6 separate regions of the Mus musculus genome follow, and regions 1, 2, 4, 5 and 6 are each linked to region 3. Evidence: chromatin loops called from intact Hi-C (ENCODE). Cell type or tissue: gastrocnemius. All regions are shown on one strand. Region 1 overlaps Tcf7l2 (transcription factor 7 like 2, T cell specific, HMG box). Region 2 overlaps 4930552P12Rik (RIKEN cDNA 4930552P12 gene). Region 3 holds the start of Tcf7l2 (transcription factor 7 like 2, T cell specific, HMG box). Region 4 overlaps Vti1a (vesicle transport through interaction with t-SNAREs 1A). Region 5 overlaps Tcf7l2 (transcription factor 7 like 2, T cell specific, HMG box). Region 6 overlaps Vti1a (vesicle transport through interaction with t-SNAREs 1A).

Region 1 (5,000 bases), 66 kb after region 3:
CCTGCCTTTACATGGTCACCTTCTATGTCTCTTAAAGAATCCAGCTTTTTGGGCTTGCAGCATTTGGCATGCGTTAGATTAGGTATTCAGTCAGGGTTTTTAGGCAAGTAGATGGACCCAGCCTGCCTCTGAGTGCCTGCACGCTCCGGGGTCCCTTTTTATGCTTTGGATTCCTAACAGTGAGTCCAATTAATCCGGTTGCAGACAAGGACAGGGCTCAGTGGTCCAGGAGCAAGGAGACAGCATGGTGGTCGTGATGGTGAGAAATGGCCTCCTGGACTGTTCCTGGGCACACAGGTGTTAAGGCATTGCATGAATTGTCATGCAGAAGAATTTGCTGAGGCAGCATTTCTCCTCTCAGTCGGTGGCCACGTGTGACACTCTGTGCCTCTGTGTCTGCACTGAGTCAGGTTGGACTCTGGAGGACCTGCAGGTTGGGATGATGCTAACTTACCTGCATCCCAGGAGGTAAGGCACTGGGCTGTGCTTGCCATTTCGACAGCTGGGACCTCATTAAACTTCGCAAACTGAGAGGGGCTTTCTCACTCAGGTGACGAGGGGACCTTAGGCAGTGCTGAATTCTCCAAGCTAAGCCCATTTCTGAGGCAGAAAGAGAGAGGGGAGGTGAGACCTCTTAGAAAGTAACTGAAGGAATAATTTCTGACCTGCCCATTTGCATGTGGGCCAGAGTGTTGGGTTGTCAGCCAGTCTGTTACTCGGGTGCACAACCTGGGCAGCCTGACCACTTTCTATATGTGCATGCCTAATGAATATTTCTCCCAGACCTGAGAGTGTGCTCAGGAACCGGGCTCGTGTCTCAGGGAGGGGCAGGTAGACTGCTCTTTCCTAACACCTGTGTGTGAGCTCTGTTCCCACCCACAATTCTGTTACAGAGAGGGCCCAGAAGCTAGCCAAAGTGAAGCCATGTGTCCAGGGCCCTAAAAGTACCAAAAGTACCAACCATACACCCCAGATTCCCACTGAGGCCCTTGTACACCTGAGCACGTGTGGGCCACCATTTGGCTGTGTCACCTGAGACAGAATTAGGGAACCCCCTCCACAATTCCTCAGTGCTGAAGGTGAAACCAGAGCCTGTGCATAACCCAGTTTTAACTGGTTTTTTGTTTGTTTTTGAGACAGGGTTTCTCTGTGTAGCCCTGGCTGTCCTGGAACTCACTCTGTAGACAAGGCTGGCCTCGATCTCAGAAATCCGCCTGCCTCTGCCTCCCAAGTGCTGGGATTAAAGGCGTGTGCCACCACCGCCCGGCGCTTAACTGATATTTTTTTAATCAGAATGATCCTTCTACAACTTTATGTCAGTCAACTCCATGATGGAGAGAGAAGGGATTGGTGTGTTTCTATGTGTGTGTGTGTTTGTGTGTGTCTCCTGTGTGTATATGTATATGTGTATCTGTGTGTGTGAATGTGTGTGTATCTCTGTGTGTTTGTGTGTGTGTGTATGTGTGTGGTTTGGATTGAAGGAGAGAGCTCAGGAGCCATGTTGTATAGTTTAAAAGATAGATCTTAGGCCAAGCTATCTTTGACCTGAGTCCCTCTCTGTCTTTGTCTTCGGGAGCCCCTGGGAGGTCTGGAAGTACACGAGGCCAGGTTCTATGGTCATGGCTAGTTGGCATCACAAATAAACCAACTCCTGGAAAATTCTCTTACTGTCAATAGTGAAGACCGGGGGGAGGGCAGTGGGGGAGAGGAAGAACTGATCTTGATGCTGTTGGGCTTGAACCTGCCTGTGCAGAGGACATACTGATGGGCTAAGTGGTTAACTTCAGATGGTCACTGCCGCTTTCCCAGCCACGTTCTTTTAAAGACTCAAGCCATCAAGAAAGAGGAAACATTGGCCTACAGAGGCCCAATGGTCCTCAGGAGTAAAGAGAGGCCAGCCTCCACCCACACATGAGAAGATGAAGTTTGACCTCTGGTCCAACAGCCCAGTGCTAGCTCTTCTCCGTCTCCCACTGGGGCTTGTTCTTTGGGGGAAGCGGGCATGTGCTGTGTGTTCCTCCTGTGTCTTGGTTATTCCTGGAAGTTTCTGTCCTTGTTGATCATGTGTCAGCCATGTGCTGCCCCCTCTTTGAAAGTCACACTTAACAACAGCTGGGGCGATCCTTATCTCCTTGTTATCCCTTTGATTATAAGATCCATTGTTCTGGCCTCTGCTCCTAGGCACATACTAGCTCCACTGTGTATACAATTAAACAATCCTGAACAACCCTGCGCGTCTCAAGTGCCCGGAATCTCCCAGTGTTTCAGAGGCAGCTTGAAAATGAGCAGAACTGTATTTCCGTTTCCCAATGAGCTTATTGTGCTCAAAATATCGCCTGCTAGTTTATGAAGGGAAGCCACAGGCTGGGGACCCAAGGGCACTTCTGGCTGCAGTCTGTAACTCAGTCCCCGCCTCTGCCCCTTTGCCCCATTAAGTCTGCCCCCAGATGCTCTGTCCATCCCTGGAGCATAGCCCTGCTTCCTAGGAACAGCACTAGCCTGCATGAGCTGGCTTGGGGCTCATCCTCGTGGACTGGTAGGAAGAAATTTGGAGTGTGGACTTCCTCGAGTGGCTGCCATCAGGGCAGCCGGGTCTGTAGGCAGATAGAAGCGTGTGGGCAGAGGGAGCCATCGTGAGGTGGGGACAGAAAGCCCGCCTTCATCTTTAACTGTGCCCGGCGGATGATTGAGACATTCAGTTTACGCCTGAGAGCGGAGTGGGCCAGGATAGCCTAGCTGACCTGGTAGACCTCCCAGATGAAGCGCACAAGAGAAGCAAAGAGGGCTGGGGATTACTAAGCAGGGGAACAACTGGGGCAGAGTCCTGGGAGAGAATGTTTATTTCCTTGCTCTCTAGGAGGGATTTGGAAAGAGCAGTAATCCTGGGTTAGGAGTAATTTGTTACAGCAAGATGATACTTGAGTGGCAGGCAGCTCTGGCGGAGGCAGCAGTGATGAGCAGGCAGGGGGGTCGAGGGACCTGCAGAAGGTCAGACGTGTCCGTTCTGACCCGGGGCTTCTTCCTCCTGGTGCAGAATTAACCAGAGGAACTGCCGACCCCGGGTTCCCGGGTGTAGGGTTAGAAAGTATCACTGTTACAAGCCTGTCACAGCCAGAAACCGGCAATAAAAGTTTGGAAGGGGAGACCTCTATGGAGCCACTGACCCCTTTCAGATGTGACAAGGGGAGAAACTTGCAGAAGAGAAGGCATCTAAGGTTGTGAAGTGAGCTGGAGCAGGAAGCTGGGGTTGGGTCGCCTGCACTGGGCTCCTGTGCAGTCAGACTGTAGTGAGTTAAATCCTTCTCCCACTGAAGGGTTCAGGCTGGTTTTTTTTTGTTTTTGTTTTTTTTTGTTTTTCTTTTTTCTTTTTTTTGTCATGGGGAACTGGGAAATAGAATAAGGGGAGGAGCCTCTACTTGGAAAAAGTTCTGCCTTGTGTGCCCCAAACCACAGAGCAAGGAAGGAATTAAGAAAAGTTTTGATTAAAAAAAAATCAGCAACAACCGAGTGGCTTAAAAATTGAGATTAAAGTCTCAGGATAGCGAGACCCTATCACTCAGTGTCTCTACCTCCCAGGTCACCCATCACCTCAAGAGATCTGTAGTTTTTAAATCCCTGGAACAGTCAGAGGAGGAAAAACAAACAAACAAACAACAACAAAAAAACCCCCAAACCTCTAAATCTTAGTTGTCTGCACTATGTGACATTCCCCTTGATTTCATTGCCATGGTTTGTTTAAGGTTTTTAATTTTTTACATGGATTGATTGATTGTGTCCTCACCTGTGAGTGTTTGTAGGTCAGAGGACAAGCTGTGGAGTTGCTTCTTCCTCTGGGGTTCTGGGGTCCAACCCCAGGGTCAGGCATGGTCCCAGGGCTTAGTCCATCGAGCCATCTTGCTGACTCATCCTTTATGGGGCAAAGCTGGTGAGGGAGCGGTTTCACACCCATTTCCAGCTGGAGGAGCTGAGGTACAGATGGCTAGCCTGGCCTGCAGGGTGCACATGTGAATGAGTCCTGGTTCTGTTGACTTGACCATTCCTCCAGGATGTTAGCCATGTATACTTTAGCCTTGCAGCCTAGCAGCCATTAACTCCCCTTCCCCTTCAACAGCATCTCTCATCCAGGGTAGACTGTGTTGTCCTCCCAGAGACCCAGGGACCACAGTCCCATTTGGTAATAGCTTAGTTCTCAAGGACCTACACTGATTGCCCTCCTGTCCCATCTTTGATGTGATATATGATATGATATGATATGATATGATATGATATGATATGAAGGTGGGAGAGTGTCCCCCCATTTGTCTCTTGACAGACAATGAGATAACCATCAAATGATAAACGCCTTCTCTTAAATATCTCATCTTAAATTGAGATATTATTTTGATATTAAATTGAGATGCCATAATACATATCTATTTAAAGCACACAGTTCAGGCTGGCGAGATCGCTCAGCAGGTAAGAGCCATTGCTGCTCTTGGAGAAGACCGGAGTTTGACTTCTATCACCTGTGACACATAGCTCACAGCCACCTATGACTCCAGCTCCAGGGGTTCAGGTGCTCTCGCCTGGCCTCTGTGGGTATCTTCACCCGCGCGCGCGCGCACACACACACACACAGATACATACACAGAAATAAAACTTAAAATGTACAATTCAGTGGTTTTTAGAATACTCCCGGGCCGTGCATACACCAGCACTCTGTTTCTGGGATTTCTCGGTATTCATAAAGAAGCCCCATTTTCCCTGGCTCGTGCTTCCCACTCCTTTCCTCCTCAGCTCCTGAGTATTTTATATGAGTGGAATAATACACATGCCTCCTGCCTTTTTGTCTGCCTTCTTTAGAATTGCATATTAAGTGTCAAGGACCAGCCAGGGCTTGGTATACAGGTATGCTGTCTGTTTTTATCACTGCATAATACTCCATTCTGCGGTTGTACTGCACAACCAGCTTGAGTATTCTAAGAACTAGAAGGGTTGGTGCCTTCCAGTCACAGGGCATC
Region 2 (5,000 bases), 97 kb before region 3:
ATGGATGTTCCAGGATGTTAACCTTCATCACCGGAGGAAAGAGTAGCCCTATAAAAAGCCAGGGTTCTGAATCAAGCGTTGTGACCAAGGGCAGATTCCATCTTCTATCTTATGAGAGACTTTGATCTAGTTGACACCACAGGACTGTGAGCATCTCACAAGTGACACTGTCCAGCCATACACTCACATAGCTGCTGGAGCCTCTGCAGGTGGCTCTCTGTCAACCTCAGCTCACTCCGGCGCCCTTCCTACAAGTCATTCACACGTGGATCGCCAGGAGTCATCGATCTCATGAGGACTGCCGACAGAGTAAAGCCATGTGACACCTGGCCAGAGAACCTGGACAGCAGGGACGATTCCAGAGGTGGGAGCAGTGAACTGAACAAAGGAGACATGCCTGCTTGGCCCCAGTCACAGAGGCAGGAACATGAGAAATTACCCATTTGTGCCTGAAGGAAAAGAGTGTCCAACAGTAACTGAACATGGTCAGTGAAGTCCAAAGCTGGTAACGGTTGGTTGCTTGCTTCCTCAAATGGGCTTAATGACACTATCCCTATCCTATCCAAGAAACTGCCCCTTGGGGCAAAGGCAGGCCTGGTGAAGTGATCCCCACCCAACACACAGTGCCATCTGCCTCCGGGGAGAACAGCAAACCTGGAGTAGTAATGTAAGCCTTTGTTTCTCTGCTACAGCCTCCTGTAGCCTCTGGAACCTCCCCTCCCTGCTGACAGCTAAGGTATGATGGGGATTGGAACCCAGGGGGAGCATGTCTCTCCCTTCAGGCCAGACACTTACACCCTCACTCTGTGGAACTTCTCAAAACAGGGCATTTAGGAAGCGCCAGGAGGCTGGTTCCCCAAATCAGTAGGGGCCTTCACTGCTGGACCTAAACAGCAAACAGATAATGTGAGTCTCCTCAGGGTCCCTCGGCTGACTGGCAGTTTCCAGTGAGAGCTTGACCCAGGCTACCCCATGGGACAAAATTACAGTGGCCCTAGCTGCCACTCAAGAGGGCCCTTCTGTGTACATGACTACTCTGTCCTTCCATAACTTAGGTCATCCAACTGTATACAGGCCTCAGCCATACCCAACAAGCCAAGCAATCGCTGCTCCGTGTCCAAGCCGGTAGGCTCGTCGCTTTCGTAACTGCTCCCAAGCCTTCTCTCAGGATAAAAAGAGACCTCCCAAACCTAGGGCGGCCCATTGGGTGTGGCTGGCAGTCCCATATTCTCCTGGTGGTGGGGCCAGGAAGCAGAGCTGCAGACCATGGCTTCTCTTCCCGGGTGGCACCCAATTGATGGCCTGTCAGCTTCGAAAATGTTTTCATCTCTGGAAGAAACAACGCGTGAAAGAGCAGTTCTGAAAGCGGAATTAAGAGCTTGTTAGACACGGGCCTTGGGTCAGGGTAGGTGGCCTATCTGGGGGGCCTTGGAGGAGACATGCTGGGATTCTTTTTTTTTTTTTTTAACCCAGCCGTTCTCCCCCACAGTTCCCCGCTTAATGAAGCCGTTGTACAAGGCCCTGGGAGAGCCCACATGCTCCAAAGTAGTACCAAGTGTCCCATTACTGTAAACGGCCTTTTAGTTTTAAGCTAATGCTATATTTGGAAAGTAATAAATCCTGGGGAAATGATACTGAGACTAACGGGGAACATATTACCTTTCATGTGTGTTTTTCATGTTTAAGATTTCTTTGTTATTATCTGAGGAGTGAGGCTCTGCACACACTCTTGGGCAAAAAAAAAAAAAAAAAAAAAAAATAAGCCTTAAAGCAGTAATATTTTAATAAGCATCAAATGTCTTCGATGAGATAAAAGTATTATATAGTGTTTTGATATTGGGCTTTAGTTAAAGCCTCATTAAAAAAAAAGAAGAAGAAATTTTTCTCAGATGTACTGAGGGTTAGTGGGGATGTATTTTTAAATTCAGGTGGAAGGAAAAGTTCCAGTTTGGGTCAATTATGCTAATTAAATGCCACAAATGACTGAAATTGCCAGCGAATGGACTTATTTGTTGTTTATGCTATTGCCATTGATCAAAACCAGCAGCTAATGGCTTGGGAACTGGCTGGAGGCCTTGGTCTGAAGGAAGAGCAAACGCTGTGCACCAATCAGAGCCTTGGCTTACAGAAGCCTGGGGTTTCCCCAGCACTGCACTTCTTCTGTCAGAGTTTTGTGACAGCCCAGGCTGCCTCTCTGAAACTCACCTTCATTTGTCAATGAATGTTGGTCCTGTTCCCAGCCCCAGCTGGTAGGCACTGGAGGGGCCCAGGTTACAAAACGAAACCAAGACTCCTATTTCTTCACACACAGCCCGCACCCAGGCTAGAGCTCTGGGCTTGTCGAACCGAAAGGGAAAGCCATTAAGATTCTGCATTTGGCTGTAGAAAATGAGGAAACTGGGCGTTAGAGAGAGGAACTGATCTGCCCAAGGGCACACAGCAAGCTCATTGCAGAACCAAGAATAGAAAGGCTATCTCGGGAGTCCCAGTATCGGTCTCGTGCCTCACGCCCCCCCTCCCCCCCGCCCCGCTGTGATACAATGGAACTTCGGCTGCGCTCCCCTCCCACCCCCATACTCTCAGCTCCCTGCTGTGACAGTATGTCCCTTCTCAGTTGGTGACATAAGCACAAGCTTCAAGATTGGAATCAGGCAGTGGGTATGCCTCTGTGTCTTCATCTCTTAACTGAGAACAGGGTCAGGTTTCTACTGCAAAATGGAACGCCAAGGTTGAGGAGCCCGCTCCATCAGTAAAAAGCCTGCTGGTGCAAGCCTTTGGGCCTGACTCCCATCTCCAGAACCGAACCCAAGTAAAACAAAACAAAAAGGGCCATGCGCGCACGCGCACCCCCTCCCCCATACGTGCACCCCCCCCCAATCCTCCCACGGAATGCAGTTGACTCTGGAAAGATGGGACCTCAAAGCTGGCAGGGGACCCGTGGCATCAGGCTGATGTGTGGACGCCAGCATGCTCATGTAACTCCTTGACTCCAAATATTCTCAGGGTCGGCTCTCCAGGTGAATAACACTTCCAGAAAAGCTGCTACCGGAGGGAAGACATCAGGAACCTGGGAAGGAGGGGAGGTCCACAGACAAGGGTGACACCTCCACTTTGTCTCATTCAGGACCCGTTTGAGTGCTGTTCCCCATCTGCCTGGTTCCCTGGCAGGATGAGTGGGCTCTTCTCATATGAATCAGAATCACAGCTAGGCTAGCTGGGGGCGCCTTTACCTCACCAGTCTGGGCTTCTGGTCCTGCTTCAGCCACCTGACACGGAGCACTTCAGTGACTTTTCGCTCTGAGCCTCAGTTTGCTGGTGTGCAAAGTGGGAGGCCTTGTCTTGGAAAGCTGCAGTCGGCATGGCTTGCCAGGAGGCAGTTTCTGAGTATTGGGGACACAGAGCAACCAGGATTGTCTCAGCTTCGTCCTTGGGGATGTGTAGATAATTCCCAGCCACAGATAATGCTCGAGTAAAATTTGGGGAATTTCGAACTCTGCAAATATTTGCAGTTGGTATTTGTGTGAGTGTTGCACATACACGTGTGTGTTCACGTGTGTACAGGTACATAAGTATACCTGTGTTTGTGGAGGTCAGAGATGAATGCTGTCTTTTGAACTACCTTCTGCCTTGTTTTGGGTTTTAGGTGTGTTTATCTTATTTTTTGTGATTGAGTGGTTTGCCTGTGTGCCTGGTACCCGCGGGGGTGAGAAGATCCCTTACAACTGAAGTTCTGGATAGTTGTGAAGTACTGTGTGGGGGCTAGAACCTGAATCTGGGATCCTCTGCAAGAGCAACAGCGCTCTTAATGGCTGAGCCATCTCCCCAGCCTCTACCTGGATTTTTGAGACAAGATCTCTCACTGACCTGGAATCGACAGTTCAGCTAGGCTTGCTGCCTGCCACCAAGCCCAGGGATCCGCCATCTCAGGAATACAAGTGGACCGCCGTGCTTGGCTTTTTTATGTCAGTTCTTGCTTGGGGTTACAATACTCAAGTCCTCTTGCTTTATTGGCTGAGCTATCTCCCCACTCCTTCCTCTTTTCAAAAGCAGGGGATCACGACGGGAGCCCAGGTTGGCCTTGAACTCACCATTGGCCCACCTTCAAGGTCTTTAAGACTGCATTTAGATTGCATCCTGATAGAGTGCAGCTGCCTGAGGCTGGAGGTTGGGAGGGAAGGGAGGATCGCCTGTGGCTGGTGGAGGACGGGGAGTCAGGGCCGGAAGTCTGAATCCAACCCCTGTGCCCTGTTCTCTGGGAAATTAAGGTCAGGATCCTAGGACTCACTACAACTGTAAAGTCTTGCCTCAGAGATGCTAAGACATTTGCTAACCATACCTCTAAACCACCCGGTGGCACAGTTGAAGCTGTTCGCTCTGGCTAGCTACCCTTAAGGGGACAGACTCACCCTCGGGCCTGAGGTGAAAACACACCCACATCCACCCCTGCCAAGAAGTCCAAGCCTCCCCTTCTACTCCCAAGGCAGGCAGGCAGCACATGGGGACCTGGCACCCAGAAAGGACCTGGGAAAGGACCTATAGTCATTTGATGGCTACCAGGGAGTCTCAGGGACCAAAGGACCTTCTTCATAGTAGAATAGACAACCTCCAGCACACATTTCCTGTTCAAAGCAAAACTGAGTTGAAATACTTAAAATGCCAAGAACCCTTTATCTAAGATGAGCAGCCTAAGAAATGGGACCCTCAGGAGGCCGGATAGCCATCTCTAGCGACAACCCAGGAAGTCAGACAGACCCTCTGTGTCAATGAGCACCACGTACCCACACCTTCATTAATCACTCACAGTTATCCAGGTTTCTGTCAATACTTCCAAGTTAGGACAACCGGTGCATGCATACCCAATCCCATGGGTGCTACTTAAAGCTAGCTGTCCCATGGCTCCCATGGCCAGTGGCATCTGGTCAGGGCACACCTGAAACTCCAGAGCAAAGCTTTCTCCTGCCTTTGAATCTCTGCTGAACACAGCGGGTGGTGACTGCCTG
Region 3 (5,000 bases):
CATGCAAAGACAAGGATGTCCAAATACCTTGCAAGGTCCAAGCCAACATCAGGACCAGTCTGGCCGTCTCTCTTGCATCTTTAGTATCTTTGTTATTTGGTCAGAATTCAGTCATTTAAATTAAGAGTCATCAGGGCATAAAGAGAAGGAACTTGAACACTTGGACATGAGTCGGCTGGTATTTAAAGAGGTCTTGCCAAATCTATAAACTGCAGGTCTACATGGTGGGCCAATCTGGCTTTTTTTTTTTTTTTTTTTTTTTTGAGACAGGGTTTCTCTGTGCAGTCCTGGCTGTCCTGGACTCACTTTGTAGACCAGGCTGGCCTTGAACTCAGAAATCCGCCTGCCTCTGCCTCCCGAGTGCTGGGATTAAAGGCGTGTGCCACCACGCCCGGCCAATCTGGCTTTTTGTTGTGCATATATCATATCATATCATATCACATCACATCACATCACATCACATCACATCACATCACATCACATCACATCACATCACATCACATCACATCACATCACATCACATCACATTTATCTTGCTTCCTGCAGTGGCATTCCTTGCTCTCTCCTCTTTCCCTACCCATCTGGATACCACCACAGGCCACAACAGGGACTAAGAAGTCAGTGAGAACTTTCTGCTTTCTCTCCCCAGGCCTTTTTTATAGCACCAAACAATGAAATTAAATGTGGCCTATAGGCTGTCAAGGAATAACTTTTAGTTGCTTAATTAAGTTGGGAGATTTAAGGGAAGATTCAAAGGTTCCCTTTGAATGAGAAAATAAGGCTATGTCAAACTAGATGATGGCATTGGTCACTAACAAGAGCCCTTAGCATCCTGTTTGCACGTGATAAAACGCAGTATGCTCATAAGAGCGATGCTTTAACAGTTTTGACTTAGTATATTCATAAGTTTTTATTGCACAACCAGACCCCTAAGGAACACAGAAGACCCTATTATTCAACTTGATGAAGATCAGGGTTAAAGTAAAATACAAACAGAATCCAAACCCATCCTGCAGGACAAAGAATTGGTTATAAAACAGTTACTATGAAAGGGCTCTCATTTATGTCAACAAGCCCCTGAAACAGGCCTTGGCATAGTCTATATTGTGCAGAGACCAGCTTGGGTACAAGATGTATTCAGGTGGCAATTAGCAAGTGTGTAAAGCTGCCAGCTTGATTACATACCTAGCTAAACAGCTAGATGTCGGGCTAGATGTGTAGTAATCTAAAGGCATCCAGGGGAGGCCCAGGAAGGGGACAGCTCAGTCGTTTGTGCACTGATTCAAGACTGGGCTGCATTTCATGCTTCGTGTTTTTACTTGGTGTCTTGAAATATTCCCCTTTCTGTCTCTGCTCTCCCTCTTAGATACTGCGCTGTCTTATTTATTTATGAAGTCTGAAGGTTAGTCCTACCTGCTGAGACTAATTAGCCCTCTGCTTTGTGTCCCATGCAAGCCGTCCGATGAAATGTACACATTTGTTTTGCTTTTTTTTTTTTTTCCAGGCTCTTTCTCTCTCCCTCCACTTCTGGTTTTCTGATGAATATGAAAGTTGGGAGGTGGGACTGTGATTCTCACCCGCCTCGCCCACCCCATCCTTATTTTGTCTGCATCTTTCCCTTTAGTGTGCAAATGTGCTTGGGATTTTTTTTTTTCCCAGTGCAGGGGAATTCGTTAGCCTTGTGAATCTCAGGATCGTTGTTTTCCGTTGTCTTCTTTCTGAGGCCTTAGCCTGTAGAACAGTTTTGTTGAAACCCCAAATTCTCTAAATATTACACAGTAAATTGGTTACTTTTGGAAATCTACAACAGATGAGCTTATTAAAGGGGAGGGTGGGTTAATTTAATACGTGGTGGACCTCAGGATAACATCACACCTAATGGCAGTTGCCAGTCCCCACTGACTCATTCTTTCTGATTTCTTTTTTCTTTGCTTCCTCTTGCCCGTTGGACGTCCCAGTCCACTTCTCATTGGTTATCTGCAAGGGAAAGGCTCTTCTGAGTCTACCAGACAGAAACACGGTTTGGGGATCCACCTTTCTCCTTTAACATAATTTTCTCCACCACCTCATAGCAAATCGGTTTGCCCTCACTGGAGCCTAATAACCAACAAACACCCATCTCAACTCCCAGGCTGCCCACCTCTTCCCAAGGGCTTCTGGGCCAGCTTTGGTGACTTTCTCCTGTCAGGGCCCTCAGCATCTAGAGCCTTAGGGCATTTCATCTCAGTCCCCTTTGGAGAAAAACTCCAGCTCTACTCATCCCCAGGGCTTGGTGAACTTTCACTTTTATTTTTCCCTGCAGCTGTTAACGCCCAAACATTTCACCTCCAAAGGACTTGGATCCTACATCACTTCCTACTTCCAACGTCAGTTAAAAAAATAAAAAAAAAACCTTTACATTTTCCTTAAGGATATTTTTAATACCCCAGACAATTTGTTTTCTTGGATAAAACGCCTTCTTGGCATATTTAACCTAGTGGGACTTTACATTGAATGACATGATTCACTGTCATTAAACAAGCCAAGGGAGGGGAGCCTTACCCTCCCTGTAGATGGCCCAGCCTCTCTGCTTCCCCTGGTTCTCTCAGAGCAAGAGAGGTAAGCCTTCTTTTGGACCAGTCGTGTCTTTTCCCGCCCCAGTGCGGCCGACTTCATCGGGGACTTAACCACTGAGCACCCCGTCCTTGTGTCCCATAGTCCTCCCCTCCTGGACCCCATCTTCAGGACTTCTTGGCTAACACTTTTTCTGGGCCTCTCCCCATCCCCGCCCCCCAAGTGGGCTTTCCTTCCGCCTTCCCCGGCTCAGATTCCGGACTGGGTTGCCACCCCCTTCCCCTCCTCTCCCGGTCCGCATTGTCTTTCGGAACCCGCCCCCTCCAGGAGCGAGGCCCGCACCGTCCGGGCGCCCGGCTCGCACGCTGAGCACAGGCCGCACCCCGCGCGCCTCCCGCGGCCCCGGCCCGCCCCGCTCCCTCTCCCGGCGCCCAAAGGATCATTGTTGGCCGCCCCCGCCCCGCCCACCCCGGCTGTTTATTTATGCACACGTCACCGGGGAGGCCCCGCCCCCTGGCATCTCATTAAGGCGAGTGTGTTCCTCTCGCCCTGTCAATAATCTCCGCTCCCAGACTACTCCGTTCCTCCGGATTTCGATCCCCCTTTTTCTATCTGTCAATCAGCGCCGCCTTTGAACTGAAAAGCTCAGTCTAACTTCAACTCACTCAAATCCGAGCGGCACGAGATCCTTCGGTGTCTTCGGCTTCCCCCCCCTTTGCTCTTATATCTGACTTCTTCTTGTTGTTGTTGTTGTTTTTTTTACCCCCTTTTTTATTTATTATTATTTTTTTTTTTTGCACATTGATCGGATCCTTGGGAACGAGAGAAAAAAAGAAACCCAAACTCACGCGTGCAGAAGATCTCCCCCCTTCCCCTCCCCTCCTCCCTCTTTTCCCCTCCCCAGGAGAGAAAGACCCCAAAGCAGGAAAAAAAAAAGTTAACCTTGGACTCGTCTTTTTCTTGCAGTATTTTTTTGGGGGGGACTCGCAAAACTTTTTTTTTTTTTTTTTTTTTTTTTTTGCTTTTTTTCCTCCTTCATTTTTCTTCCAAAATTGCTGCTGCTGGTGGGTGAAAAATGCCGCAGCTGAACGGCGGTGGAGGAGATGACCTAGGCGCTAACGACGAGCTGATCTCCTTCAAAGACGAAGGCGAGCAGGAGGAGAAGAACTCGGAAAACTCCTCGGCGGAAAGGGATTTAGCCGATGTCAAGTCCTCGCTGGTCAATGAATCAGAGACGAATCAAAACAGCTCCTCCGATTCCGAGGTAGGAAGAGCCCCTCGGGCTGGCGGGTGGCTCCAGCCGGTTCCAGGGCCGGGAGAGCGGGGCTGGAAGGCGAGCGAGGCGAGGCGGGTCGGGCTTGCGGGCGGCGCGGACGGTGGCCCGGGCTGCTGGCTGCGAAAACTTGTAACCGTGTTTTTCTGCACCCCTTTCTCCGCCGACCCTCCCTTCCCGCACCCCCTCGGCGCGGCTATCGCCCCTCGCCCTCCCCACCTCGCCCCTCCGGGAAGGCGGAAAGACGGCCTCCGCCTCGCTCCGAAAGTTTCCGAGATAAATCCCGGGAAAGTTTGGAAGAAGGTGAGTGCGCCCCGCGCGCCCCCAAAACCGCGCGGTTGCGTTCCCCCTCCCCGGGGTCGGCCTGGCGGGTGCCCTCGCCCCACTCCCCACCCACCCTACCCGAGTTCCCGCGCCGGCCGGGCCCCGGGGACGCGCGCGGGCCCTCGGGGGGACACTTGCTAAAAAGTTTCTCCCGCTCTCTCCCGCGCCGCGCGGCCGCCGCCGTCCCCTCCGCCGCCCCGCCATGTTAGCGGCCAAGAGGCAAGATGGAGGGCTCTTTAAGGGGCCACCGTATCCCGGCTACCCCTTCATCATGATCCCCGACCTGACGAGCCCCTACCTCCCCAACGGATCGCTCTCGCCCACCGCCCGAACCGTAAGTGCCACCGCGCTCCCCGCCCTGCCCGCCTGCCGGCCCCGCATGCCCTGCCCCTCCCCCGCCCCGCCCCTCCCCCCTCCCCTCCCCCCCTCGCGGCCCGAACTCTCCAAACTTTTTCTCTGCCTTTTGTGGACTGGGTTTGTTTGCGCTTCGCCATGTTCTGGCTTTTCTTGTGCTTGCCTCACGATTCGGGGAGCCTTTTTTTTTTTTTCCTCAGGCAGGGCTCTGTTGGGGTGCCAATCTGAACTTTTAATTTTTCTTTCTCTTTTCTTTTTTCATTTTTTTTTTTTTTGAGCTCTGATTTCCCCCTCCCCCCTCTTGCTGGTGGTGTTTGTTTCTTGTCCCTGGGAAGAGGACTGTGTGGCTCTTTCTTCTCCCTCTCTTCCTTCCCTCTTCTGTGCGTCTTGGGCTTTCCCCAGGTTAACCCCTTAGCTGCTGGCTGGGAGGCCCGGCTGGGCCGCGCGGGTTCCCGGTGCCTTTGGCTCCAGGAGCCACCGTGCTGAGCGAGCAGTC
Region 4 (5,000 bases), 330 kb before region 3:
GATAAAAGTGAATTTTATAATAAAATTTCCCCTAATCAGCCACTGTCAGTGGAGGTGTCTTATCGCTGAGAGGAAAATGACACCGATCCTATCGGAAAGCAGCATCGATGTCACCATGTTCCCAATCACAGCTCTTCAGCCGCCGTATCTACCTTCTCCACAAACACCAAGCCGGGCTTTTTTCCTAAGAACATCAAAACACAGCAAAGTCATTAAAATTGCACCCGCGTAGAGTTGCAGGGACCAGCCACACTGGCACAAAATGGGATGTGGGAAAACAGACTCCAAATGTGCTAATTCCATTGTCACGTGCTTACGGCTTAATTTTAATCAGTTAAAAAAAAAGCCACACATTGCAATAAATTGGCATTATCTTCTGTGACACCAGAAGACACAGTTGGTTCAAGGATTTAGAGGGTCACTAGCAACAGTATATAGTGTTACAGACAAAGTATTTTTACGCTTGAACTACGGTAGCTAAGGTACAATCCCTCGTCAAGACCACAAAGAAAGTCTATAACCCATGTAGCACAAAGTTCAGCTTCCAGACCGCCTTTTCCTTGATGGGCTTTGTATGCAAAACAAAGAATTTTGAGAAAATTTTAAGAGACTAATTCATTTATCATCTCTCTCTATAAAAAAGTAATCTCTAGCATTTCAGGGATGTAGCCTCATTGCATACTTGGCAATAGACCCAATGGCCCTTCTGGAGGTCTGCTCACTGGCCTGGCTTTCCAGCCCTAATGTGTCACTGACCATGTTTACATTGGCCACTAGGCTTGTGAGCCTAAACAAAGATGCATTAAAAGGCCCGAGGAAATGCAAGCAGAAAATGGTGTCATTGACCACTGTTGGAGACCAACAATGAGAGACTACTGTCTCTAATGGTCTTAATATATTCATGCTAAATTAGCACCCATATGTTTTTACACAAATTGAGAAGTTCCTGAAGGCAGACCTACGGGTAAATTTAATTTTAATTTGTTCCTCGGGGTTGTTTTTAGCCTGCCCATTGCTCTGTTTCAGAGCAGAGTGACCCTCAGACTCGGACTGACCACTCTTCCGGAGGGAGAGTGCAAGGTTTGGAGCCAGCAAGATTTGTTTGTAAGGCAAACGGTAAGGGGGTGAGCTGAGCTTCCACATTTAACGGGCAGCTTTGTGAGTTGTAGCATCTTTCATAATGTAATGTTCAAGAATAACAGGCCATCAGGTTTATTTTGAAACACTAAGAGGTTACAGTGTCAACTAAAGAGAAAAATAAAATAACTGTGGTTCATGAAATAATAGGGTGGAATAGATCTCAAAAATAGTACAGAGAGAGAGAGAGAGAGAGAGAGAGAGAGAGAGAGAGAGAGAGAGAGAGAGAGAGAGAGGGAGAGAGAGAAAGAGAGAGGAAGAGAGAAACCACAATTGTTAACTGAATGAAAAGAGCTCTTGGAATTAAATCATAAGTAACCAAGCATTTCAGTAGCTTTTGTTTTAGTTTTATTCAACATTCGTTGATTTCTAACAGAACAACAGAAAACAAAACAAAAACAACAACAACAAAAAAAAAAACCAGCCCACATATCAGTAGTGAGCGCAGAGGCTGCCTGCCTTTCTGCACATCGTACTTGCTTCCACTGCTAGTTTGTTTTCCTGGAGTCCATGTCACATTGATGAGACCTCTGCTGCGTGATTGAAGTACAGTTTTAAAAACCCTTCATATTGTGAGGTTGAAGCGTCTGAGCTGCAGTGTCACTGAGGCAGCTTTTCCTGATCGTCCCCAGCCTGTGACACGGGGCCTCTGAGTGCTTGCACGTCTTCTGTGTTTAAACAGCTTGAGTAAATTTACAGGGTCACCCCCCTTTTACAATAATGGAGAAGAGGAACGAGCTCAGATTTTAATCACACAGCCCTTTTCAGTGGTAGAATTAACAGTCAGTTCTGCATGATGCGAGGAGAGTTGGGACTCTGTGCTGAGGCCTTTCCTCAGAGATGGCTCCTGGCTTTTTAAAAGAGATAAAAATACATAAATAACAAGGAAGGGAATTTATTAGACACACTAGAATGCTGGCTTTTAGTGCACACCTAAAGAAATTTGTTTCAGTGAGTTTTCTCTCACTATAATATTAATATTGGGTGTTTGTAAATATGTTCTGTGGAAACTGGCTAGTTTGATATTTCAAATATACATATTTCTGTATTTCCCTTAATCAGGTTGTGGGAGACAAAGGACTATAGTGCCTTCGGCTAAAACATCCCTCCATACTCAATTTGAGAGCCATGCTATATGGAGAGGAAAGGAATTCAGGAAAGTTAATGTAATTATCAAGTTCGTATCTGAGATAGCAGAAGAGATCTTATTTAGCCCTCCTATCACCTGGACCGTAAATCGGCAGGCATCTGTTTAGTCAGCAAAATGCATTGTTAAATTAGAATGATTTCATGACTAAAATTTGTAAGTGTTTATGTTTGGAATTTTTAAGGAAATTCTACCTGAACGGTATCATGAACACCAATGTTGCATGCTAATCTAATACACATAAGCTATTAAAGAATATTAGCCAGAAAACAGTATGCCTCCGTACGTGTGTGTGTGTGTGTGTGTGTGTGTGTGTGTGTGTTTGTGTTTTAAGTGGAGGGAAAAGAATGTTCATTTATTCAGAAGCCATTCAAAAATGAAAGATAATCGTTTTTATTTCTGCCTTATTAATCTTTGCTTTCACTTACTTTAAATAGTTATAAGAATGGCAGTGCAAGTTACAGCGCACAGACGGTTCCTATGCCTGTGAGGTTTTCCAAAGCCACATTCTGCTTTCAAGCCCTCATTTAGAACTTGGGAGCCAAGCCTGCTGCAGTCTGCTTCTTCCTCGTTGTTACACTTCTCAACACGTAGGCTGCGCCATTGAGCCACCACTCAGCAAAGTGTTCCTCCTGCACAGGAGTGAAGATGACTCCCGTCCTTTCTAATGTGCGGTACCTTACTTACTGTAGCTAAAGACGATATTTTGCTATGACTCTTTTGCAGACTTTAAGATGCTTTTCTAAGAATTTTAAATTCATACTTTAAAGAACACATATTTTCATTATTTTCTAAAGATATAAGTAAATACATTTTTAAAACCTAGCTCTTTAAAAAATATTTATAATCTAAATGCCTGAAGTTATTTTAACTGTTAAAGATTACTTAAAATTAAGTAGTAAAATAACTATAAAATGTCAAATATACTAAATGTAAAAATATACTTAGAAATTTTATATTGAAATTTATTTAGCATGTCTGCATAAAAATCTGAAGTCAAATATTTTTTCTTTCCTAATGCAAGATTTAAAACAAATATAAGAAAGAACTAGTTTGCTGTTGTTGCTGCATTGTATTTTCTTCCTTTATTTCCATGAAATTTGTAATAATGTCTCTGTTGCATTCATTGATTCAAGCATAAGTTAAAAGAGTAGATTTAAAATAATAAGATCCAATTATATTTCACTTCTAATGTTTCTTAGCTTTTATCATTTGGAAAGGAAGTCTGAAGAGTAATCCAATACTTTTGTCAAAAGTGTGAGAAAATCCAAGGGTTTCTGTGGGTTTAATGTCATCCTCATCTGTCTTGTAAGCTGGCAGGTTCTGAACCAAGGGCTCTGCAGTCATTTCCTTGCACAGATAGACTCTGAAAACCTCTGTTTTCTCACGTAATAGAGTCATCCTCTGTGCAATGGGAGCTGCTCCTGTGTGGTGATGCTGGAGGTTGTAAATGAAAATGAGAACATGAGATTTACAATTATCTCACGGCAAACAGCCACAAGTATTATGGGCACACGTGACTGTGCCTGGATTTCCCAGGTGCCAGCCTTCACTTGCTTCAGTTCTAACATCCACCCCAGAACACCCATCATTACCCACGCACCTCCTCGGAGGATGGGGAGAAGTGTCTGTCAGTTGGGTGTTCCCCTACTAGTTAGATGGAGGCTGACTTGCCTTTGATAGAAATATACCTAAGTTCACCATTTTAAAAAGGTTTCTAAGAACAAATGAAGTCATATTCTTTGGACCTATAGCATATTTTTTGCAAAGCTTTTTGGATAACATTTTTTTTGCAAAGGTAGCATACTATTTACTTTAAATGTTACAACATAATTTACTTTATAAAGTATGTCTTGTTGGGATAGAATTTTATGAATTCATGTACATGATGGCAGGTATTATTTTACTACAGAAATAGTACATGGAGATGCATTGTTGATTATATTTGTTTCTATGATTTCAAACAACTGAACTAGAACTAACAGGGCAGTTTGCAGTATAGAGCATGGGCTAACCATTCTTCGTAGAGTATTTTATATAATGAAATATTTTCCTGATAGTGAATACTTGATACACAACATCAGTAGTGTTTCTGTGGAGGAGAGTCAGTGATTTCTTTTTTTCATGTAACCAAAACTATTATGTAGTCTCTACCAAGTTGGGTAATGGACACTGTGAGTCTCTGATTTGTTAAATCTGTGGAGTCTGATTGTCCATACATAAGATGTGGGAGACTCTGTAGATGCTGTCTGTAGTGATGACTTGACAAATCCAGCCGTCACCACAGGTTTATAGCACCACTTTTCCCCAAGGGTTGGTGAACTGCCTCTGGAAAGGATTCTAGAGCATGTGAAACTTTGTGAAAAGAAAGACAAACAGTCTTTCTTAAAGACTATAAAAAATTGATACTTATATGAGCAGCGATCTATCATAGGCAGTGCCAGATTGGTATTTATATTTTACTGAATCTCAAAGTGAATGGATGGCTTTTCAATATTTGGAAGTGATCTTTTTAATCATCTTTCTTATTTGTAGCTGTTTCATAGCTCTGAAAGTACTTATAGAAGAATATGCTGCAGTCTGTCCTGTGGTACAGAGGGAAGTGTGTGGTCTCAGACATAAGCACCACGTTACAGTCCACGAGAAGCTGTATATGCTGATGTGTGGTGTGGTCTGCTTTGTCTGTTAGCACAGCGTTCCTGGTATGCAGCTAAAG
Region 5 (5,000 bases), 140 kb after region 3:
TGGTAGTCAGACTCCTCCTCCCCCCACTCCCCCCATGTGAATGGGTTCAGTGTGAACTGGCTCAGTGTGAACTGGCTCAGTGTGAACTGGCTTAGTGTGAACTGGCTCAGTGTGAGTAGTTTTGGTGGTGAAGCTGCCAGACAAAGCTGCATTGAAGTGAGCGAGCAAGCTCCCCTTCAGGTTTTTGGGAATTATCAGGACAATGGTTCTGAACAGAGTCTGGTTACCACAAGGCCCATTTCTCTGCCTCTCCAAATCTACACTTCTGCAGCAACCATGGTTCTTTTGGCCCCGGTCTTACTGAACCACCTTCCCAATCTAGTGGTTTCTGACTCCATGTCCACTCTTGCCTCTTTAACACCAAATCTTTGCTCCTCCCCTCTTAGCCCACACTGATCCAGGCGCATACCTGCCTATCAGAAGCAGACCTATGAGGTGGTAAGCAGAGCATTCTGGCCTCATATGCTCTTAGAAAGCAGGGGATTGGAGGTGATTGGTCACAAGGATCCAATCACATCAGGGAGGGCTATCTATGAGGCCTTAGTCATCGGTTTTGTAATAACTATTCTCAGTCACTTAAAAAAATGTTGTCTCCAGGATTAAAAGAGAAAAGATGCTTCGGGGAGACGATCAGGGCCTGCCCTGTGCATAAACAGATAGCAGAGAGATAGTACTAAATTGAATGTTACCCAACAGGTTTGGTGTGCGATTTGTTGGGCCTGGACTCCTAGGAAAAGATGATAAAATAACTCAAGACAAGGGAATGGGCCAGTGACCTAAAAGCACAGGCTTTTGAGTGGATAACCATAGCCAGAGTAATTTTAACTTGTTCACAGTAGTCGCTGGAGATTGCTAAGTGGTGACTCACAACAGGACCCTACTCTGTCAGCCTCTTTCTAAACTTTGAAAACTGAGACCCAGATAGAGCAAATGGGCTGTAAGACTCCCAGGCTTTGTTACCAGGTCACATAGCATCCCACAGCAGAAATCCACCTTCCTGCTCGTCTCTTCCCACCCGACCCGGCCACTCCCAGTTCTCCGCACACTCGAATGTCATTCAGTAGTACCCAAGTTCTGTGCAGAAGCCAAAAGTCCTCTGTGGATAAATGTGTGGAATCCAGTGTCTGGTGTGAAGTCACATATTTCTCTCTGGAAATCATGACTTTTCTTGGGTGCCCGGGATCCTCAGGGGCTTCCATGCTCATGAGGATTTTAATCCAAGCATTTCTGCTGAAAGGAGACCGGGAAGCAGGAGCCTAGGACTTTTCCATAAGGAATACTAGAAATCTTGCAAGCAACGACTGTGCTTTTAGCAACACTTAGCTGAACCTATCATACAGGCTGCCTCATGCCTGTAAGGCCAGCACCCAGGAGGCTGAAACAGGAGCATTGCTGTGAGCTTCAGGCTACAGAAACCACACCCTTACCATTTATACGAGATGGACATTAGTTTGTTCTTGCTTCTGTCTTTCCCCAAGGCCTAGTGTTTGGGAATTCTTTTAGGGTGATGCTTTCTGGGATTTGTTAACATCTCAGAGATCTGAAAAAGGACTCTTTGGAACAGTTTTCACCCCCAGCATCAGGGAGAGGAAGTAGGAGAGAGATCACCAAGTTGGCTGAGAGGCTGTTGACCACGTTGGAGTTCACTGGTGGTTTTTACAGCTCTACTCTGCTCTTAAGAGTCCCGTGTCTTGTAACCAGGAAGCAGGCTGATGCCCTGGGTTGAGTTCAGCAAGTTTGTTTTGACTTGTGGCCCACAAGGAGAGAGAAGTCCTCATTATGTAATGTTAAACTGGGCCGGGAATGTCAGCTGGGCCCTGCTTGCCAAAGCTTGAAGAGTTGGTTGGGAGCAGACTATGTTTAGTATGACTAATCCAGCTTGGCAGGGTAAAGGGGTGGGTGGGTGTCACTCTGAGAGGGAAGGATGACTTAGACTATTTCAAATATTAGCACTTTGTATGCTCTGTAGCTGTCCCCAAAGTAACTCAAGTAACCAACTAAGTTGAGGCCTCATTCATCAACTAGTGCAATACTGACTGTTGACTGGTGGAGTCAAGACACCAACAGATTCCTCTTGCAAGGAGGAGAGGCAGGCTTGGGTCCTGAGAAAGCTTCCCATAGCAGCCTGTGTTGGTCAAGAGTGGCTGGCAGGGTACTCAGTAATTAAAGCCAGTATACAAAGCCAACACTAGATTCTGTAATAAAAGTCGCAGTGAATCCCAATAAAAATGTAAAGGAAAGGAAAACATGGCCCACTTTCCTAATAAAGATTCCAGAGTGTAATTTAGAGCCCCCGCCTCTAGCCTTTTCCATCTTTATTTGGACGCTTTTACGCCTTTTGCCCCCCCCCCCCCCCCCCCGCAAAGTCCAGCTTGGTCCTTCCTATGTGACAAAAGGACCCCATTTTTATGTAGATGCCTTTAGTTGGAGACAAAAATAATCCAAAAGCATGTTTGCACAACCATCCTTAAACAGTGCGTTCCCTGACACCCCCCGCCCCCCAGTCACACAAAGGTTGCTCTTTGGTAGGGTAGATGCCCTGCCTGAGGTGAAGTGGGGAGTCGCTTTTGTCTTTTCCCTGATGAATGGATGTAAAATGTTCACTGAACCTGGAAGCACCTCCTTTTGTGCCTGGTGCCCCCCTAACACAGGCTGTTAAACTTGGGGCAATTGCTCATGGTGGGGGATTGAAAGGGGCCATTGTGGGAGGAGGGGCCCACACTGAGACCATTGTGGGTATAGAGATGTCATTGTTTCCCAAGCATTACGGAGTAGACTCTGGGGACCCCCGGGCATCAGTGTGCCCAGCCACTGTGCCGACTGCACAGCATTTGCAGGGTTGGATTGTCCCCTAAGCACCAGGCCTCAGAAAAGCCAGGCAAGGTCCTCTTAGGCTGGACACGCCACAGTGTGCCCCCTGCAGGATGCATGTGGTATTTCCTACAAACATCAGCTTACCAGGTCCTTTCCTGCTCCTACCTAGATTGTACCTTTTTTTTTTTCCTGTCTTGATCCCCAGACCTCATTTCTGCAGGGAGGTCACTTGTCCTCCAGGTCCCAGGGGAGAAAACATTTGTTAAAAATCCCTTCTTCCTCCTTAGGAGTCGAAAAACTCCCTGATTCCTGCTGGTGGCTTTACATTCGGCTCCCCTTTGGCCATATGGCCTTCAGAGGACTTCTGATCTTAATTACAGCATTCAGCCTTTGTTTATTTAAAAATCAAAAGGCAGATAGGCTATTGATGGTTTATCTGTATTAATTGCAGTACCATACCTGCCAACTGTCCCCTCGGTTAGTAAAGGACCTGCTATGATCCCTGCCAAAAGTTTACATGTGTGCACAGATCACTTAACACAGCGCGTTCAATAGAAGCTCCTAGCTTTAGAATTGCCACGCAGGCATTTTGCACTGCAGCCCTCTGCCAGGTTGTGTTGGCTGACAGGGATGCAGACACACGGTTAGGAAGAGCAGCTAGGAAGTGCTTGAGTTCAAACATGGAGTCTTCACTTACTGTGTTAGCTTAGAGTCTTGGGGCTATATTGTTGGCGACCTCAATTTTGCCTTTTTTAAATTAGGAACAGTAGAGGTGTTCACATCCCGGAAATGATACAAGATTCAGACTACACGCGTACAAAAAGGTCATCATATGTCCAGTTTCCTTGCAGAGAGCCATGTAGGGCTTAAGCATTGTAAGCGGAAACTCTCAACCAGCTCCCGTGTAAGAACAAACTGCCGTGTCACTCACTGGTTTTGAACGTGGCGTCGTTTTATGCGATTCACTTGATAATTTTAACGTTCTACCTAAACCATGGTTCTGATGGAATGTGGAATCAAAAGAAGTCTTTTCAAAAATGGCTCTTTCTTGACGATGCTGATAAACCATCATAGAAAGTGGCTTTGCTGTAAGCTTAGAAGGGCCAGTTGTTAAAACCAATGAAGACATGTCAGGAAACATTAAACACATTTGCTTAACAAGCATGGTAATTCTTGGCTTCTTCCCCTGGCTTTAAGAAGCCCTTCTCTTAGAAAAATCAATTCTTATTTCTTATGGCCCTCTATAGGGTTGTCTTTGGAAAAGCCTGGTGTCTCTTCAGATGACAGTGGTCTTTCAGTTGTCCTTCTAGGTTCTCAAGCCTTTTTCATGAACCCGTCACTGTGTGAATAATTGTTTTTTTAAAGAAGTCGGTTTTAGGAGTTGTATTTAAAGAATTTGCAATCTCAATGCTAAGATATTGTCTACCCAGAAGTCATTGCTTGTGCCCTCTCCCACCTCCAGTGCCTCTCACTCTTCCTTTTCCTCTTTTAGGATCTCCCCTCCCCAATATTCCAGTAGTGGTGTTTTTAGGTATAAATTCTTGCTTTTTTTTCTCTTTTTTTAGCATTTAACCAGTGCTTAACTAGTTCTGTATATTTATACTTGGCACAGCAGTAAGCATGTTTTAAACTTACATACCTCATTGGTTGCAAAAGTGCTTTTTCTGACAAGCTTGGCTGCCTCAAAATTATAGTGAAGGCAAAGTGGAGTCTGGTTGCTGGCTCTTGACCCCTAAGCATCTGTATATTTTACCTAATTTATACTTGGGAAAACAGCTAAAAATGTTGTGTATCCATGCCAGGCATTTACCTCGTCGCTTATAAAACCTAGAAGCAAATGTGCAAACGTAACATGGGCTAAGCTAAGCATTGAGTCAAAGAGATAACTTCCGGGGGGGGGGGGAGGGCTGGGCAGATGGCTCAGTGGTTAAAAGTAACACTGTACTTACAGAGGACCCAGCACCTGCCCAAGGCTCCTCAGGACCCCCAGGTACAGGGATCTGATGCTCTCTTGTGACCTCTTCAGGTACCAGATGCACTCACAGAATACTTCTTCACATAAATATTTAAATAATCCAAAATAAATCTTTTAAAGAGACAAAATCCAAATCAATATTGATATTTATACATACTACCCAAGTGATGATAATATTTTGTGTGTGTGTGTCCCAGTTGCAGACTAATCT
Region 6 (5,000 bases), 200 kb before region 3:
TTGCCTGGAGCTTTGGGCTAAGACACTAGTCATTTCAGGCAATGGAAGAGAAAGTAAAGGACGGTGTCTACTTTGACGTGAAAGGCAGAACCAATAGCAAGTTCTTACACAGTTGATTTCAAGTCGGATTGTGGGTACAGACTTCACAACTTTAAACCAGCCTATTGTGTGTGCTGTCCCTAATGGAGGCTTCCGTTTTAACACAGACACAGTGAACAAACATTGATTTCTGCAACTATTTTCCGTTGAAACTACCTGATACCTAAGTACCGGGTGGGGTGACTTCCCCCTCGCTTTCCGTGAGCTAGAAAAGACCGTAACTACTTGTAAACCCAGCTCAAGAGTTATGCATGTGAATGGTGTTGGCCAAGGTGTTGAATGCAGCCATCGTAATGATGGTGCCCTCTCACAAAGCTAAGCAAGCAGGAATAATGCTAAAATGAGGGACAGCCATTTATTTACTGTACTTGGCATTGTTCACTCTAATAATGCGTTTCAACACAGTAGAACTGCTAGATAATGCGGCTGTGGCTTTTATGCCCGTCATTGTTATTTAAATGAACAGTCGACTGCACTGTAATGAAGAAATGCATGCATTTCCCCAACTCACTTATCAACCAGGATTCCAGGAAAATGAGAATTTGTGTCTGTCTTCATTCACAGAGCAAACTGGAGGTCACTGTTTTCAATGTGAACCTTTTTTTTTTAGCTTTTCAACACTGAATAATTAGGAGTCGCTGCTTCTGAAATTACCTGTATTCACTAGAGAGAAGAAAGACTTTTATCTTCACGATGAAATACATGCTCTCATTCAGACTTGGCCATTCTTTCTCCTAATAGCATTTTACACCGTCGAGTCAATCCTAGGTAGTAAAATAAAAGAATGTCATTTCCAGAGCCACAATAGCCTTGTTTATTATTTACCTCCCTAAAATTCAGCTGCTCCTGAAAAATAATATAAATGTAAAAATGGGTTTAAAGCAATCGAACATATAAAGCAATTATCCACATAAGATGCCATTATAGACACACACATGTACTCGGCACTCTGATTTAAATTTAATTGATCCTTGAGTCTTATAGTTTAATGACTGTGTGCCTCTATTGAGTTTTTAATAGCTTTTATTGAGATATGATTTGCATACCACATACCCACCCATTTAGATGTATAGTTCCCTGGCTCTTAGCATATTTGCTTAGTCAGACAACCACCACCACCAAAGTCAATTCTGAAATATTTTCATCACCCTTAAAAGAAAATATTCCTTGTCCCTCCCATCTCCTGACAATGGCCCATCTTCCTCTGTCTCTATAGGTTTGACTGTTTTGGTCATTTCACATGCACAGAGTCAAACATCATGGGCCGTTTTGTGTCTCCCTTCTTTCACTTAGCATAATGAATTCAAGGGCCATCCATGGTGAGGCGTGTGTTAATACCAAGTGTCTTTTGGTTGGCCAGTAGCCTTCTCCTATACTGTGCATGTGCGTATATACATACTTTACCAGTATACTCACAAGCTTTATTCATCTGCTTATCTGCCAAGATGTGAACTTCTGGGTTGTCTCCGCCTGTTGCCTATAATGAATAATGTTGTTGAAAAGCTTTTCTTGTGAATGTATGTTTGCATTTCCCCTTTCTGTGTACCTAAGAATAGAATCCTAAGTGATAACGGTACCTCCTCTGCTTGACTTTTGAGGAAATGCCAGCTGTGTGCTGAGGGGAGTGTTGTGGTTCACGGCCCAGCAGCTGTGTGTTGGGCTCTGACTTCCTGACTTCCTTCCCACCACTTGTTATTGTCTGTCTTTCTGTTAGGGTTGCTTGGCACAGATGGGGAAGCCTCGTGGTTTGCTCTGGCATTCTCCAATGGCTAAATGATGGCAAGCATCTTCTCTTGTGTTTGCTGCCATTTGTATTTCTCCTTTGGAGATGTATCCGTTTCTCTGAGTTTTTACAAATTCTGTTCCCTGACCTCAGGAATGTAGTTACAGAACCAAGTTGGACACAGATGCACCCCTCACAGGGAGGGACTTTCAAATGAGTACACAGACTAAAGATGTTATTTTTACAGTAGAAGCTTTTGGGAATTACAGAATAACCAAATTGTTCCCAGGAATCAATTTACTTCTAAAACTTTATTTTGCCAATTTTGTTAGTAAAACGGTTACTAGTGGTCTGGAATCACACACGGTTGAAGATTGGCTTATCTGGCCAAACACAAGGACATATACCTGTAATGCCAGCAGCTGGGCCACAGAGACAGGAAGGTTACGCACTGAGAGGCAGGCAGCCTGGGCAGCACAATGAGGCTGAGACCAGAGAGCCTACGTACAGAAAGACAGGAAAGCCTAAGAGGAGGTGTACGTGGGTCCCATGCAGAACTGACGCTGACTGGAACGCTGTCTCCATGTAGGTGAAGCCCACTGTTTTAGAAGACAATGTAGACTTTTCAAAGAGATTTTCACTAATTTTTTAAAAACCACACTGGTTAAAATACCCTTCAGTCAAATGAACAAAATATCCTGCTGGGAGCTTGACGCGTGTTGTTTTGTTTTAATAGATACCATGTAAAATATCCTGCTTCTCTCCTCGTGTGTATGGGAACCTGGGGTAAGCAAATCTGACCAAGGCCGCCTACGTAGTGAACAGAAGACTCTAGACCAGGCCTTGTTCTGGGACTGCTACTCTTTATCTTTCCTGGTCACAAGTCAGCAGGTGGTATCTGCACACCGTTCGGTCTTGCAACAGTGCTGGAATTCACTGGCTTGCTGAAGCAAGAGGCAGATAGAGGGCGCTGTGGAGCTCTCGTGAACAGTGTTCACTTCTAGCTTAGCAGCTGAATGAGCCTAGCTTCCGCAGACAAGGCTAACACAGGATTGAACTGGCCAAAAAGCTGCTCAAACAGAAATATTGTACCTTAAAGTACTACTAAAGCATCAACTTGTTTGAACAGTGCTTGGCCGTTGTAAAGCACTTGACTTACACTTTTAATTCGCTGTTCACAAGTATGTTTTGTACTGTGCTTGGCCGTCGTAAAGCACTTGACTTACACTTTTAATTCACTGTTCACAAGAACACCAGTTTTCCGTTGTCTTTGTGTTTATGCAGTTTTTATAACCATGATGAAAGTCAGGCCTAAGGGACTTTAGTTGTCATGCCGGAAAGTCTGGGCCAGGGCTTCAGCTCAAATCTACGTCGCTTGGCTCCTGTACCGTCCTGTGTGTACAGTGGTGTTCCCTGTCCCACTTTAATAGAGTACCGAGGGGCACTCGTCGAGAAGAAGGGAGGCTTCTGCTGCTCAGCCAAATCACTGAGCTGTGAACAGTAGAGGTTAGAGGGAGGCTGCTTCGTGGCCAACATAACAGACACTGGATCTGCCCAGCAATGAAATGTGTTGTCCTGTGAAGGAATGAGGTCCCTCGTGGTTGGACAGCTCACTGAGAGGATGCTCGTGGAGGGCTTCATGTGTGAGTGTGTGTGTGTGTGTCAGTGTGAGGATATATGTGAGAGCATATGTGTGTGAGAGAGTGTTTGTGTATGTATATATGTAAGAGCGTGTATACATGTGTGAGCGTATATGAGCATGTGTATTTGTGTTTGTGAGTGAGTATATATGTGTGTCAGTATGTGTATGAATGTAAGAGCGTGTATGTGTGAGCATGTATAAACATGTGTATTTGTGTGTAAGTAAGCATGTATGAGCATGTATGTCTGTAACTGAGCATGTGTGAGCGTGTGTGTATGTGTGTGTGAGTGTGAGCATGTATAAACATGTGTATTTGTGTGTAAGTAAGCATGTATGAGCATGTATGTCTGTAACTGAGCATGTATGAGCGTGTGTGTGAGAGTGTGAGCATGTATAAACATGTGTAGTTGTGTGTAAGTAAGCATGTATGAGCATGTATGTTCGTAACTGAGCATGTGTGAGCAGATGAGAGTGTGTGTGTGTGTGTGTGTGTTTGTGTGTGTGTGTGTGTTAGGTAGCATGTCAGATCCCTTTTAATTATGACATCGGGCATCTGTCCCTGCTGAGAACATGGGGTAGCTGCTTCTTTATCCTTGTTGAGGAAAGGCTTGGTCTTTATCCTGCACAGTTAACAGTGTGGGGCTTTCTGCTTGAAAGTGTAGCAAGGGTATCGGCCTTCATTGCTGGTCTCCGTGGAGATCCAAAAGCAGTTTCCATCTATGTTAACACATGTTTTTGTACAAGGGTCTCATGTTCACATAAGTTTGATGGGAATCCTACAAGGTGCCATGTCTTTTTACAGAAATGCCAGGTTTTCTTTTATTCTTATGGAGTCTTTCTGAAACATGTGTCAGGTTAGCCCAGTAGCCCTCAGCTCTGGCTATTGGCAAAAATCATCAGAGGCTTCAAAAACTATAGATGCTAATAAATATTCACTCAGTGTTCTAAGAGCATACACTGGGAAAAGGACTGTCTCTTTAGCAAATGTTTCTGAGGAAAATTGGGTATCCACATGCAGAAGAATAAAACTAGACCATGTCTTTCATCATCAACTGAGAAGGAGTAATATACAAAGCCATGAAACATTAGAAGAAAATAGAGGAGAACCGCTCAGTGTTGTTGGGCTATGCAAAGATTTACCATCTACGACCCCAAATCACGGAAAGCAAAAGCAAACATAGACAGACAGATGGATTACAACATAGACAGACAGACAGATGGATGACATAAAGCAAAGACACTTCTCCACAGCCAGGTGAATAATCAGCACTGCGAAGTGAGGGGAGGGTGGTGGCTGAAGAGATGACTCAACAGTTAGAGCACTGGCAGCTTCTCAGAGGACCCACAACATGGCAGCTCACAACTGTGTGTGTCCTCAGTTCGGGGAATCCGCCCACACCTCTCCTAGCCTCCTCAGCCCCCAAGCATGCATGCGGCGCACATGCATACATACATACATACATACATACATACATACATAAAAAGAGTCTTAAAAATTAGAAGGCTTTGTCTTGCAGAAGTTAAGAGTAGGTTGTC

The links. Hi-C counts contacts between places; a loop is a spot of excess contacts. Peaks named below come from ENCODE experiments on the same cell type or tissue, not always from the same donor. Only the 100,000 strongest peaks of a DNase experiment are listed, where the experiment ranks them.
Region 1: it touches region 3 in a loop (2.0-fold over the local background); 7 of 42 quality-filtered maps call a loop at or near these places.
Region 2: a loop joins it to region 3, with 2.9 times the contacts of the local background. A loop is called at or near these places in 7 of 42 quality-filtered maps.
Region 4: it touches region 3 in a loop (2.5-fold over the local background); 7 of 42 quality-filtered maps call a loop at or near these places.
Region 5: it touches region 3 in a loop (4-fold over the local background); 16 of 42 quality-filtered maps call a loop at or near these places.
Region 6: a loop joins it to region 3, with 3 times the contacts of the local background. A loop is called at or near these places in 8 of 42 quality-filtered maps.

Annotation. Positions count from the first base shown.
Region 1 is chr19:55,804,649-55,809,648 of GRCm38, forward strand. The region is part of intron 4 of Tcf7l2 (transcription factor 7 like 2, T cell specific, HMG box); the gene reads left to right. Among named protein-coding and RNA genes, the nearest start is that of Gm31734, 64 kb to the left of the region's middle. In gastrocnemius, a CTCF peak has its summit at 2,635; no DNase peak of the experiment used is centred here; H3K4me3 peaks cover 1,015 bases; H3K27ac peaks cover 1,545 bases.
Region 2 is chr19:55,641,223-55,646,222 of GRCm38, forward strand. 4930552P12Rik (RIKEN cDNA 4930552P12 gene) reads right to left here. Exons shown (of 4, transcript NR_045318.1): 3 at 2,206-2,379; 4 at 1-1,329. Among named protein-coding and RNA genes, the nearest start is that of Gm41871, 57 kb to the right of the region's middle. In gastrocnemius, no CTCF peak of the experiment used is centred here; DNase peaks (open chromatin) are centred at 2,240, 2,584 and 2,916; H3K4me3 peaks cover 1,406 bases; H3K27ac peaks cover 2,015 bases.
Region 3 is chr19:55,738,714-55,743,713 of GRCm38, forward strand. It overlaps Tcf7l2 (transcription factor 7 like 2, T cell specific, HMG box), which reads left to right and starts at 3,097. Exons shown (of 15, transcript NM_001331146.1): 1 at 3,097-3,817; 2 at 4,063-4,129; 3 at 4,360-4,484. The coding sequence starts at 3,629. Gm31734 (predicted gene, 31734) reads right to left here and starts at 4,490. Exons shown (of 3, transcript NR_168128.1): 1 at 4,449-4,490; 2 at 3,496-3,879; 3 at 892-1,977. In gastrocnemius, a CTCF peak has its summit at 2,937; DNase peaks (open chromatin) are centred at 2,962, 3,948 and 4,396; H3K4me3 peaks cover 2,944 bases; H3K27ac peaks cover 3,329 bases.
Region 4 is chr19:55,411,371-55,416,370 of GRCm38, forward strand. All of the region lies in intron 5 of Vti1a (vesicle transport through interaction with t-SNAREs 1A), which reads left to right. Among named protein-coding and RNA genes, the nearest start is that of Vti1a, 98 kb to the left of the region's middle. In gastrocnemius, a CTCF peak has its summit at 2,908; DNase peaks (open chromatin) are centred at 713 and 2,884.
Region 5 is chr19:55,874,928-55,879,927 of GRCm38, forward strand. All of the region lies in intron 5 of Tcf7l2 (transcription factor 7 like 2, T cell specific, HMG box), which reads left to right. Among named protein-coding and RNA genes, the nearest start is that of Gm52391, 61 kb to the right of the region's middle. In gastrocnemius, a CTCF peak has its summit at 2,920 (motif pointing left); a DNase peak (open chromatin) is centred at 2,894; H3K27ac peaks cover 2,605 bases.
Region 6 is chr19:55,542,944-55,547,943 of GRCm38, forward strand. All of the region lies in intron 7 of Vti1a (vesicle transport through interaction with t-SNAREs 1A), which reads left to right. Among named protein-coding and RNA genes, the nearest start is that of Gm41871, 160 kb to the right of the region's middle. In gastrocnemius, a CTCF peak has its summit at 2,767; a DNase peak (open chromatin) is centred at 2,787.